Regions from separate parts of the Mus musculus genome. Here region 1 is linked to region 2. A link is a loop called in an ENCODE intact Hi-C map of the cell type or tissue named here. Cell type or tissue: heart. All regions are shown on one strand. Links, peaks and the distances in the headings refer to the core of each region. The heading gives the core; the rest is flanking DNA.

Region 1 (6,365 bases), core at 680-5,679, 110 kb before region 2:
TATGTGATTATATTAAACTGACAGGAAGATGTGAGGCTGAGACATAAAATCTCAAGGCCTGCCTCCAGTGACTCAATACCTTTAGGAATGCTATACCTCCTATGGAGCCACAACCAGAAACCTTTGGACCATCAGGTAAGGATCAAGTGTTCAAACATAGGAGTCTACAGAGGGTATTTCACATTCAAATGACACCTTGATTTGATATGATATAATTCTTTAATTCAAAGCCATGAATCTCAATATTTTAGAAAGGTGGTTGGGAGGGGAAGGGAGAGAATCTACCCTTCTGTCTTGTCAAAACCCTGCCATTCCTCTTAGTACTGCTGCTCAGATGGCAGTTAGGATAGCTGATTAACACACACACACACACACACACACACACACAGAGAGAGAGAGAGAGAGAGAGAGAGAGAGAGAGAGAGAGACTTGTTATAAGTTGTAACTGTATGGACACAAAGAAAAATCTGCAGAAATTCATTGTTTGGACACACAATAAAATAATTCCTATTAAAACATACAAAATTAGACATGTTTCAAATGCTCAAGCCATGTGGTATCAAGGCTGGACACATCTAATGCTCAGCTTGAGAACCAGGGTCAGAGGATCTGGGCTTTAGGAAAAGCTCTGTAGCAACTGCAGACATCCTTCTGCTGGTCTTCTACACAAGAGAGAAAATGTGAATAGGAATAGGCAGTTTGTCCTTGGCACCAGGCAGTTCTCAGTTTCAGTTCTGACTTTGGTTCTGTCATATTTAGTGCGTGGCTTTCCTTGGTCAGGTAGTTTCACAGCTTCCACTTTCCATCCCATAGCTTTAACTTTCATTATCTGTAAAACGGAAGCAACATGGATGGGGGAGGGGGTGGAGAGGGGGGGTACAGAGGCAAGGAGAGCTCAATTGGCAAAGTGATTGTCTTGTATGCCTGAAGACTGGAGATTGGTCTTCCAAACCCACGTAAAATGTTGAATGTGGAGTGTACAATTATATTCACAAGACTGGGAATCTGGAAACAGAGGGATCTCTGGGACTCACCCACCAAACAACCTTTCCTTGTTAGCAAGCTCCAGATCCCAGTATGAGATGGTCTCAACAGTAAAGGTAGATGGCATCTAAGGAAAGACATGTGAGTTTGTTTTCTAGCCTTAACACACAGATACACACACATATACAAACACACACAGACACACACAGACAAACACAAACATACACAGATATACACACATACACACACATACACACACAGACACACACAGATGTGCACACATACTTATGCACCAGCACACATGTACACACAAAACAGAGGTAATAAAGCAGGCCTTCTTTGAAATACACCTAGTATGACAAATTCATAAGTGTTCAATAAATGCTATTACTTTAAAATTAATAAATATTGTAAGTAGTTGAATGTAGTGGTACACACCCATAATTCTAGCATTTGTGGAGATGAGAAATGATTATTTTGAGTTCAAGACCATTTTGGATTGCATTCTCTCTCTCTCCATATATATGTATGCATATATATATATATATATATATATACATATATACAGTGTGTCTACATATATAAGTACATCTATTTACATATTAATATATAGCATTATGTGTATAATTATATTAAATAGTTTAATGGCATTTAGAATGCCTTTCTTTCTCAATCTATTCGTAGACCCAGAAGGTTAAAAAAAAACTATAAAAGTTTCTAATGTTGGGAGCCAATGAAGTCCTGAGTAAATAAATGTGTTTTGCTAACATGAGCATGGCCATGTCAAGAACCCAGTGTCTCAGACCCATGGGACTAGTAAGGCCTTCCTTCCCTGGGTCAGGATCAGAGGGAATAACAACGTTTTCCTCTTGTCCCAATTTAGATGTTATGAATGACTGATTTTTATCTAAAACCAGTGAACGCAGAAACTATCAACTACAGCTTTCTCCTCCCAAGTGACTGTAACTTGGAACTGCCCCCCTAAGAGACCTCTTACTGAGATTAGCTACATTTCTCCCCTTCCCTGCTGCATGCAGTAAACCTGCCTTTTAGCTCTGGTAATTGGACTGAGTTTCTGGATTACTGGTACATCCCCATCAGTTGCATGGCACACCCAATCCCAGAGTTTCTCTATATAGGTCCGTGTCTAACCTTCCTTCAGTCCCTTGTAGCCCCAAGCAGGATCAATCCCTAAGCTATGCAGGTCAAGGCATTCTATTTATGGCTACACATTTGTCTTTTACTCATTTCCCTTAAATGATGGGCAGTATCTTTACCCAAATAGCTAAATCAACCGGTTCCCTTCCTGATCTGCCTCCAAGCAAGAACACTCTGCAGGAGGAGGGAAACTGCACATTTCTCAGTGTTGTTTCCCAAATGAGCAGTGTCAGATGCAGAATCCACCTTTCTGATGATGACCTTGCCCAGTGAAAATTAAAGACTCATTCATCTAGAGACAGCCAAATGTAAAACTACACTTGTAAAATAACACCTGCCAAGTTACTGCCCTTCAGCGACTTGGCAAACAGTAAGCGGATGAACTCAGAACACTTAGGGATTCAGGCTTTCAGAAGCCATCATCCAAGGTGGTACATGGATCTTTCTGAAAGGAACTTCCTGCTGGATTTCTTTGCTGTGGTTTCCTTCCCACGCACCTGAAGCTCATGAAAGCAAAGAGTACATCTATCATGCAAAGTGGGACTTGTCTGAAATAACTGGAATGAAACCAAAGTTGAATGCTAGGAATGCTCACCACAGATACTGAGCATGGACCCAGGAGATGACTCATTAATATCTGGCACTGGCTCACAGAGGGTCAGAGACAAATCTCATACTCACAGCCTCTGTGCCAAGTCCTGATTGCAGGGTGTTCACTGACAGCCTTCAGCAGCCTCACCAATCTGACTGGAGCCAAAGGTTCCAGCCAGCAAGGTCAGTATGTCCTTCCCTATGTTGCTTTGTCAAGACTCAGAGTGAAGATGACTGGAAATGCTTAGCTAATTGAAAAAAATTCTTTTTATGAGTGTCTGTGGAGGGGGTGGGTCATGTCTGTGTATGGGTGACCTGTTCTATGTGTTTGTGTGTGTATGTGATTGTCAACTTTGGCTGTTGCCTCTATTTTTCTAGACAAGGCCTAGACATCACCAAGTAAGCTGAGCTGGCTGACCCAGGGATCCTACTGTGTTCACCTACTCAGCATTGGGGTTACAGCTGTGTACCTTATGTCTGTTTTTTGTTTGTTTATTTTTACAAGAGTTCTAGGGGGTTTGAACCCAGGTCCTCATGCTTGTATGGTAAGCACTTTAATGACTAAGTCTGCTCTACAGTCTCACTTAGCTCGTATTTAGTGATCTTCTCCTTAAACTATATATACCTTGTATTTCCTATACGATATATAGGGCCCTGGAAACACAGAGCAGAGGTCTCAATCTCCTATCCATCCTTGAAAACATTCTGATCTTCACCATCTATGGTGCCATCTCTAGCCCCATGTCAACTTGACCCAAGCTGGAGTTATCACAGAGAAAGGAGCCTCCCTTGAGGAAATGCCTCCATGATATCCAGCTGTATAGCATTTTCTCAATTAGTGATCAAGGCAGGGAGGGCCCAGCCCTTTGTGGGTGGTGCCACTCCTGGGCTGGTGGTCCTGGGTTCTATAAGAAAGCAGGCTGAAAACTTTATATGCCCCAGTACAGGGGAACGACAGGGCCAAGAAGTGGGAGTGGGTGGGTAGGGGAGCAGCATGGGGAGAGGGTATAGGGGACTTTTGGGATAGCATTTGAAATGTAAATGAAGAAAATATCTAATAAAAAAATTAAAAAAAAAGATATAAAGCAGGCTGAGCACGCCAGAGGAAGCAAGCCAGTAAGCTGCACCCCTCCACAGCCTCTGTATCAGCTCTTGCCTCCAGGTTCTCACCCTGTGTGAAGTCCTGTCCTGACTTCCTATGGTGATGAACAAACAACAGTGTGGAAGTATAAGCTTAATAAAACCTTTCCTCCCCAACTTGCTTCTTGGTCATGATGTTTTGTGCAGGAATAGAAACCCTGACTAAGACCCCTCATCATAGCCTGACAACTTTGTTGAAAGAAATATGTTCATCTACCTCAAGGCCCAGTGGGTTGGTTTTTTTTCTTTCTTCTTTTTCCCCAATGTATAAACTTCAAATGATAATTGTCTTGGTTTAGTTTTTGTTTTGTTTTGCCTCTGAGATAAGATCTTACTCTGTATCCCTAGCTGGGCTGGAACTCACTATATAGAAGGAAGCAGCCTGAAACTCACAGATAACTGCTTGCCTCTGCCTCAGAGTCCTAGGACTAAAGTCACAGGCCACCACACCCAGCCCCAATGCTGTTTGTTCTTTAAAAGAACAAAAATGACTTCTTTGTCTAGCTGTCAAGATGACAGATAACCTGGTTGTGCCAGGAATGCTTCACATACTCTCTGACAGGGGCTTGATCCTCTAAATGTTCCTTCCAAACTCCCAGGTGCGTAGAACTCTGCCTTAGTAGTTCTTGTCTCTTCTGCCATTGGCAGTGTTGATAGTATTTGAAATCTCTTAAGGAATCTATATAAAGTTCCCGTTTATTCCTAAAGTTGAATTTTTGTTTCTTTTGGTCCCTGGAGTCTCTGAAATCAGGGCACATCCTATGGGCCCTTCCTGGCATCTTTCCCACTTCTAACTTAAGGAAGAGCTTTAGGACACCTTGGTATTGAGAGAATCCATTAAATAAAAGCCAGGAAAGGAGGAAGGAAAGCAATTGCCCTGGTTACCACAAGGGCTCTTGGATTGCTACTTTGTATCCCCTGTCTGTTCCTCTACTTCAAGACTAAGAAAGTTAAAAAGGTCATCTGAAATCACAAAACCTCTCCTGTTAGCAATCCATATTAACCCTTCACATGGTCATTCCACTTTACCTTCAGTTGTTTGGAAGCAAATCTGATTTTAAAAGCCCACTGCCCATCAAGGACAAGTAATAGCAGAGAGATGACAACCCATTATGAAACAGCTGACAAAGTAACTGGGGGAGAGAGCTGGGTCCTTGCTCAGAGTCCTGATCATGAAGCATGTGCCCTGAGCAGCCGATGTGTTTATGTATGAAGAAAAATCCAACTTTTGCCACCCAGGATCACTCCATGGAAAAATCACACCAACCGATCCCACCTCAGGTTAACATCGAGCCCTAGACCAGGGGATGAATCAAATTTTAAAACCTGAACATCTCCCCCAACAAGGGTAAATGTATCTGGGCAGCCTCCATGGAAAGACACGTACCTTCAGAACCTAACAGGTGCCTGTTAGGTGAAAGGGGAAACATATTCATTGCCATGATCAGGAACAGTAAGAAGACATGACATGAATGGACCAGGTCACTTTGCTCATATTGAAGGAGATGCTGCCTAAAAAAAAGGTCATGGGGCTTTTTCTCCTTCTCACTCCATTTTTCTTCCTGTGCTGCACACACACACACACACACACACACACACAATTTAACACACACAGAGGAAAGAGTGCAACTATCTCTAATTGTCCGAAAATGGCATAGTGTTTGTACTCCCCAGTGCCTCTTGGCCCAGGTGGAAATTGCTTTTCTGATTAGTATGTTCATGGTCTATTCTGTGGGTTGGACTTGTTTTTCTGATCATACCGAGATGAGCACTATTCAGGCTGCTGGATGCTGAAATGACAGAAGTCATCTTTTTACACAATTGCTCTGACCCAGCACAGGCTGGGGCAGTGGAGGAGAAGTAATAAGAGAGACAAGACCTAGAAGTCAAGAGGGGCACTGCTTCCCATTTTGAGGGTACTGCTTCCCATCTTGGGGTACTGCCTCCAGTCTTGGGGGTTCAGCTTCAGCAGCACTCTGGGAGCTGTACTGCTTTTGCTGCAGAATAATGTGGTCCCCACAATGCCTGTGCTGCCCACCTTGTCCCGTGAAGTACAGCCTAGCCCCAGAGGCACACATTGCACCCATGGGTCTGGGGTAAGCTCATCCTAAGGGTACTGTGGGTAATCTCAGCACTCTCTTGCCCAGGTATTTGCTATAAAATAAATGTTGTGGGGGGGGGGATGAGGTCCATTAAAAAGCATGGAACCCTCACTGTGACCATTCACTGACAGGATGTAGAATCATCTAGGAGACACACCTCTGGGTGTGTCTGTAAGGAGCTTTCTAGACCAGGTTAATTGGAGCAGGAAAGTCACCCCTAACCATAAGTGGCATCACTCTGAAGACTGAGTCCCAGACTGAATGGGGCAAGAAAAAAAGTGAACTGAGCCCCTGCATCTCCCTCTGCTTCCTGACCAGGTGTGAGCACCACATGACCAGCTGCCTTCCATACATACTTCACTAAACTCCCAAACTTAGCAAAAGTAAGCC
Region 2 (6,365 bases), core at 966-5,965:
TTTTAGCAAACAGAATTCTAAGCAAACTGTATATCAAGGTCTACACCTGAAATTCTAGAGTTCTTTTCGTGACATGGGAATGATGGATGATGGGGGGTTAGCAGGCTGTCAGAATGGGCACTTCACACTGGCAGTCACTGCTGCTTTTGGTTTTTTATAATATAACACATAATGTTTTATCATCAGTTACACTGTAGTGTGTAGCTTTTGCTACTATGCCTTAAGCTTTGGGAACAGGCTGCACTACCATCCCCCACCCAGATCCACTGAGGAAGCAACAACAACAACAACAACAACAACACACACACACACACACACACACACACATACACACACACACACACACACACACACACACACACACACACACCAGTTAATCTTAAAATGCCTTTGCTAACCTAATGACTGTGCACTGCTAAACTTCCCCTGCCACCCCAGACATAATTGAATAGAGTAGCCATTGGCCACTCAAACCAAAAATGTAGATGGCTTTATCTCCTGCAGCTACTACCTCCTTCTTCTTCCCCAGCTCCCTCAATTCTGCCAACTCTAAGGGTCCCGCCCTGTTCTTAGTCACTGGTCTCTTCTTCCTTTACTGATGGATCAAGAACCAATTGGTGAACAGGACCTTAGCATCAGCATCAACTCCTACAACACCCATTTTATGTCTCAACTGTAACTTAAATGAGTGGCTTTCTTTCATTCTTCAGCATGTGTGCCACCATGTGCGAGGTGACAATTGTCAGTGCTTGAAGAGTAAATGTGGTTAGTGATCTGTGACAGTTAATGAAGCATGAGAAAGTCTAGACTAGAGTTCTGGTCATCTGTCCCTTTTGTGCCCTTGGGATTTGTTTATTAATTTAAAAAGACTTGTCCCTAAGTGGCACATGAGTTGTAGGTAGGTTTAACTTATGGTCCTTTAAATGTTCATGGCATTTGTGACTTTCAATGTTTGTGGAAGCTAAAAATCTGGGTATCTTAAGACATGAGAAAGCACAACGGATTTATGAAGATACGGGATTCTAATATTTGTTTAAGGGGAAATGAGGGCTAGAGAAGTAGCTGAGTAGATTCTTGTCCAGCATGCATAAAGCCCCTACTAAAGCTTAGTGATGAATATCTGTGTGGGAAGGCAGAGGTCAGAGGATCTGGAGTTCAAGATCATCCTCAGCCATACAGTGAGTTTGAGGCTAGTTGGGGTGAAGGAGAAAGGAGAGGAAAGGACACCAGGCTTAGCTCTTCACTGTCTTGTCTGAAGCACACAAAACAACTCGCTATGGGGACTGGGGCACTTACTATCCTTCCAGCCAGCACTCACCAAAACTGTGGCTATTTTGACTTAGTCAAATAAAGCAGCCAGAGGGTAATTCTGTATCTAAATCAACTGGGACCATTTGACATCAGCAGAGGTGAAGCCCCCCAATGCACAGCCTTCCCAGGAGTCTTCCATAGGGCAGTGAGTATAGAGACGTGCAGATCCCTCTGACTGAGGAACACACACCCTCAGGATTCCCATCAGGGGTGATCTAATCCCAGTCTCTTTATTTTATAGATGCAGACATCAAGTCCCAGGAAATTAAACTCATTTGCCAAGGACTGTTTAGTTGCAAAGATGTCTTTATCTTTATCTGAAATTAATCTTTCTGTTTATATTTGCTTTCATAGAGAGACAATAAAATTCACATAATAATGATATCATTTTGTCTGTTTTCCAAGCAAGCTTATGTAAAGAAAAAAAATCACAACTAACTTTTGGGAATTAAAAACATTAATAATAATGAAACTATTTTCCTATAAAACTGGGAGTATAGTTATTTCCAAAGTCCTATTAGGAAAATTATTAGTGCTTCTTTCTCTCACTAGAATTCCCCAAACAAATTTCTTTGATATTTTACTCATTATTTTTATAATTAGGCATAAAGTGATTCAGACTTTATCCATAATTTAGCAGATCCTTGTGGTTATTTCCAAATAAGATTAGTATTTCTGCACATTACAGATAAGCAGTCAGCCACATGTGATATAACATCCTTTTTCAAATAATTAGGTTTACAATGTGACATGAGCAATTCCTCACTATTAGAAGATGATAAAATTAATAAGAAACAGAAAATTCTGCTGTCAGTGAATTGAAGCTAAAGGAGGGTACATGTAACATCGTGGTGTCCCCATCAGGAGGCAGACATCCCTCTAACACATAATTTTAACCTGTTAGTTGAGAGTGGCCAGTGCCTAATACTTCCTTTTGAAAAAAAATTTAAAAAGCCCACATTGTCAGACTCTGAGTCTAAGATGTTATCTTTTTATGAGTGTTCTATGAGCATGTGTCACCTTTTCAGTGAGGCACACAGAGGCAAAGGACTACCTTCTCACCCTGTCAGGAACTTCAGACAGTGACTGGAGGTTCTAACTATTCCCCGGGAAGTTGTATTGTTACTGGCTACATGGGGAATAACTACATACTAAGATAAAGGAGAATTCTTTAAGTTCCAAACACTTGACCTTAACGTTCTGTTGATTAAGAACCACTATTGGATCTCCAAGAGCACTCAAGTGGGTATTTGTTCAGAGAAATTTAAAAGCAAAGGTGCCAGGAAAGAGGAATCTAAAAACAGAATTGGAACTCTGAGATGCCAGAAGAGAGTAAACCTTGTAATTCAGTATGGTAGGCCAGTGCTTCCAGACTTATTGCATCCAGAGTCAAGGTCATCTTTCTGAAGAGCATCAGAGGGGAGGTGTGGGTTAAAATGGTGCATTTGCCCTATTTGGGCTGTTACCAAATTTCCAATGAATGGAAACCCAACCTAGGACTTCTACTTCCTGACTTACAGAGACACTGGACTATTGGACATATTGAACATTTGTGGTAAATGCTTGTTAATGGAATAGTCCTTACCCTGGAGTCTCTATGTCTAAGCTTCCCTCTTCCTTCTTTGGGCTTTCTAATCTGTATTCTTCAGACTTAGCATTCATCTGATGTACTTCCAGACCATTCTGCTATTTCAGATACTACCTTAGCAAAATTTCTAAGTGCTAAAGACTCTTAAAAAATACACTTAGAAGGGAGATTAGGTAAGAATCCTAAGTATGCTGCCAGCCCTGGGACACTTGCCTAGTGACCTAATTTCATGGGAATTTGCCAGGCCTACTCTGTGGAAGAATTCCAGGCCTATCCCTTCAGCCCCATGGCTTATTCAGCTGACAGTGCACACATCCAGGCTGTTCACATTGTTCTGACCTTCAGAGATTGTCTTTAATAGTGCTCTAGTTACTGCATAAATCCTAGTAAATGAAGAGACAGTCATGTTCATGGCTTATAAAATTCATACAACTACAAGCTCTTATGTCAAATGGTAAGAGTGTGTGTGTGCGTGTGTGTGCATGAATGTGTGCATGTACGTTTGCATGTACGTTTGTTTGCATACATGTGGTAGCCGGAGACCATCCCTGGGTATGATTCCTTTAGTGCTGCCAATCTCGGTCTGGAACACTACAAGTCGTCTAGGCTTCCTGGCAATCAGGCCACCGGGATCTACCTGTCTCTTCTTCTTAGCACCAAGGTTTCAAGCATATGTGACCAACATTTCAACATGGGTTCTGAAGATCATATTCAAGTCCTATGCTTGTAAGACAAACTCTTTACTGACAGCCGTCTTCCCAGCCCTCAGAATGATATGTCTTAGACTGAATTGAGACATGCACCCTTTTCTCATTATTCTAGACTTCTGTCACAAGCATGCTGAATACTTTCAGGAGCTTCTGTGAATGAATTATCTGTTATCAAGATTGTTCTATGAAAGACAAATTTCTTGTTGCCCACATGCTTCTTTGTGTAATTCTTTTTTCTCTCCTAGCTCTTTCTGAAGCCAGATCTGAAGTTATTTTAGACATCACTGCCAATTGGACATGGTTTTATATTGATCCAACATTCTCTTCAGAAAACTACCACAAAAGCATTGTGTGTTGGTCATTCAGAACTGCACTTTTAATTCTCTTCTATACACAGGCTTATGACCTTTCCAGAACAGTCGTACCTGGCTCTCTTCTCCCATCTGGAAATGTTACAATGGCCTCTGGTCATGTCCACCATATGTTTTTAGATAAGGTATCTCACTTAAGTTCATTAACTTAAGACTTTATAACCCTATACAGCCTGCTCGGGGCACTAATGAAAAGAAAGAAAACCTATGTTATTATCCCACTTTTTTTTTTCTTGATGTTGTTGGTTTTGGTTTTTGGTTTTTGATTTTTGCCAGGGCTGGGAGAACTGGAAGGATGCTCAGTTGGTAAAGTGCATGGTATGCCAGCATAATTACCTAATTTGAATCCCTAGCACCCACTAGAAGCTGGGCATAGTGGTGTGCACCTATAACACCTATAACCATACTGGTGGGGTGGGGCAGAGATAGGTTGATTCCCTAGAACTTGCTGATGAGCCAAACTAGGCAATTGGTAGCTCAAAAACTGAAAGTTTTTGTTTCTATTAAGAAAATGGTTAATACAAACCTCTGACACCATCCCATGTACACGCACACACATATATCTGTATATGCATGTACACACACAAATATGTACTCATGCATATATTACATGCAAATACATATACAGAAGAAATGTTAAGATAAAAAGGCTTTTTGAACTCTCATGCATTTATATATGTGGGATAGGGATGCGGTAAGACCAGAGGTAAACTTTGGATGTCTTACTCAATTGATGTCCACCATATGTTTTTAGATAAGGTATCTCACTGAGCTTACCCCAGGGATCTCCAGGCTTCCAACTTCCCAGCACAGGGATCATAGAGACTTATGGTCAGGCTTAGGTTTTTTATGTGGGTTCTGGGGAATCAAAGTCCAGGCCCCATGCTTTACAGACTGAGTTTCCCCCAGACCATGAACATTTATGTATCACTTATTATATAATATGGCACAATAATTCTAAAATATCCCATACTTACTTGAAACAAGCTAGGTTTTACCTCATTTTATTTATAAAATAAAATAGAAACATTTTGTTACCGTACCAAAAGTTGATGTAGCAAATTTTGTGACAAAGCCCTTTAGGTAATGATTTAAGAAAGTTTATTCCAGGTTAAAGATAGATAGATAGATAGATAGATAGATAGATAGATAGATAGATAGATGTAGATATACATGTAGGTATATCAGTGTGCTTTGTACCTTCTCTGTCCCTTCCTCTGTCCCTCCTATTTTCAAGCAACACATATCTGGTGGCTTTTTAAATAATTAGATTTTAATCAGAATGTCTGGTTGATGCAGTCAGAGTCCCACAAGCACCACAAGTTTCAAGGGGAGGGGAATGGTGACTTTGGAGAATTAGGTTCTGTGCTCATCACAGGTAACCTTCAATTCACTCAGGCCCTGTGAACACCCAGGGTGTGCTATGATTGAGATGGGTTCTCTGGCATCAGTGTCTGAGCCTGGTAGTCAGACATTGAATGGAGGTTAAAACAGGAGTGGGTCCAACTTTGAAGGAGACAGAGTTGTTTTACAAAATTAAGTTTTTGGCATTTTGATCTTTCCCAAGCTGGCTCCAAGTCCACTGAGTCATCTCTAATTTTTATATTGAAAGTCAAGATAAAGGGACCTTCAGAGTGAGAGAGGAGCAAGAAGATGAGGAGGAGACAGCTTAAAAATGAAAACGTATAAAAGCCTTTACAGTACAAACCCTTATATCATGTAGCTTTTATGACCACAAACAAACACAATCAACAATGTAAGCACGTATCTAAGAGCAAAGACAATCACCAAAGTGTGCTGCATAATAACACAATTTGAAAACATATATTCAACAGCAGAGAAACCTCAAAGCGATGGAGTGCACAGGAGGTCCCAAAATACTCTATGTAAAAGGACCAAACTTATTTGAAATAAGATTTTAAGAGGGGAGGAAGGATACAGAACAGCTTCTGTAACAAGATTCTGTGCTCACCTTTCTTTCTTCCTTCCTTTCTTCCTCTCTCTCTTCCTTCCTTCCTTCCTTCCTTCCTTTCTTTCTTTCTTTCTTTCTTTCTTTCTTTCTTTCTTTCTTTCTTCCTTTCTTCCTTTCTTCCTTTCTTCCTTCTCTCTCTCTCTCTCTTTCTTTCTTTCTTTCTTTCTTTCTTTTTTTGTTGATTAATTAGTGCCACTTATTAGTGAGGAGTCAGTGTGGTATTTCCATGAGATCAGCTTGTGTAACTTTTCAGCTATTCCTCATCCTTAAGTCTCTTCCAAACTTCCTATTGTCACTATTCTGCATTCAGGTTCATGTTTTCAGCGTCCATCCCATATTCAGCTGAGTGTATAGTGCCCATCTATCTCTCAGGCTTATTTCATTTGACATAATAATCTTCACTTCCATCCATT

Evidence for each region. A loop is a pair of places that touch in the nucleus more often than their neighbours do. Peaks named below come from ENCODE experiments on the same cell type or tissue, not always from the same donor. Only the 100,000 strongest peaks of a DNase experiment are listed, where the experiment ranks them.
Region 1: it touches region 2 in a loop (10-fold over the local background); 3 of 42 quality-filtered maps call a loop at or near these places.

Annotation. Positions count from the first base shown.
Region 1 is chr8:128,110,560-128,116,924 of GRCm38, forward strand. No RefSeq gene overlaps it. Among named protein-coding and RNA genes, the nearest start is that of Mir21c, 160 kb to the right of the region's middle. In heart, for the core only: no CTCF peak of the experiment used is centred there; a DNase peak (open chromatin) is centred at 2,832; H3K27ac peaks cover 2,037 bases.
Region 2 is chr8:128,216,605-128,222,969 of GRCm38, forward strand. The region is part of intron 1 of A930035F09Rik (a long non-coding RNA gene); the gene reads right to left. Among named protein-coding and RNA genes, the nearest start is that of Mir21c, 58 kb to the right of the region's middle. In heart, for the core only: no CTCF peak of the experiment used is centred there; a DNase peak (open chromatin) is centred at 3,137; H3K27ac peaks cover 1,943 bases.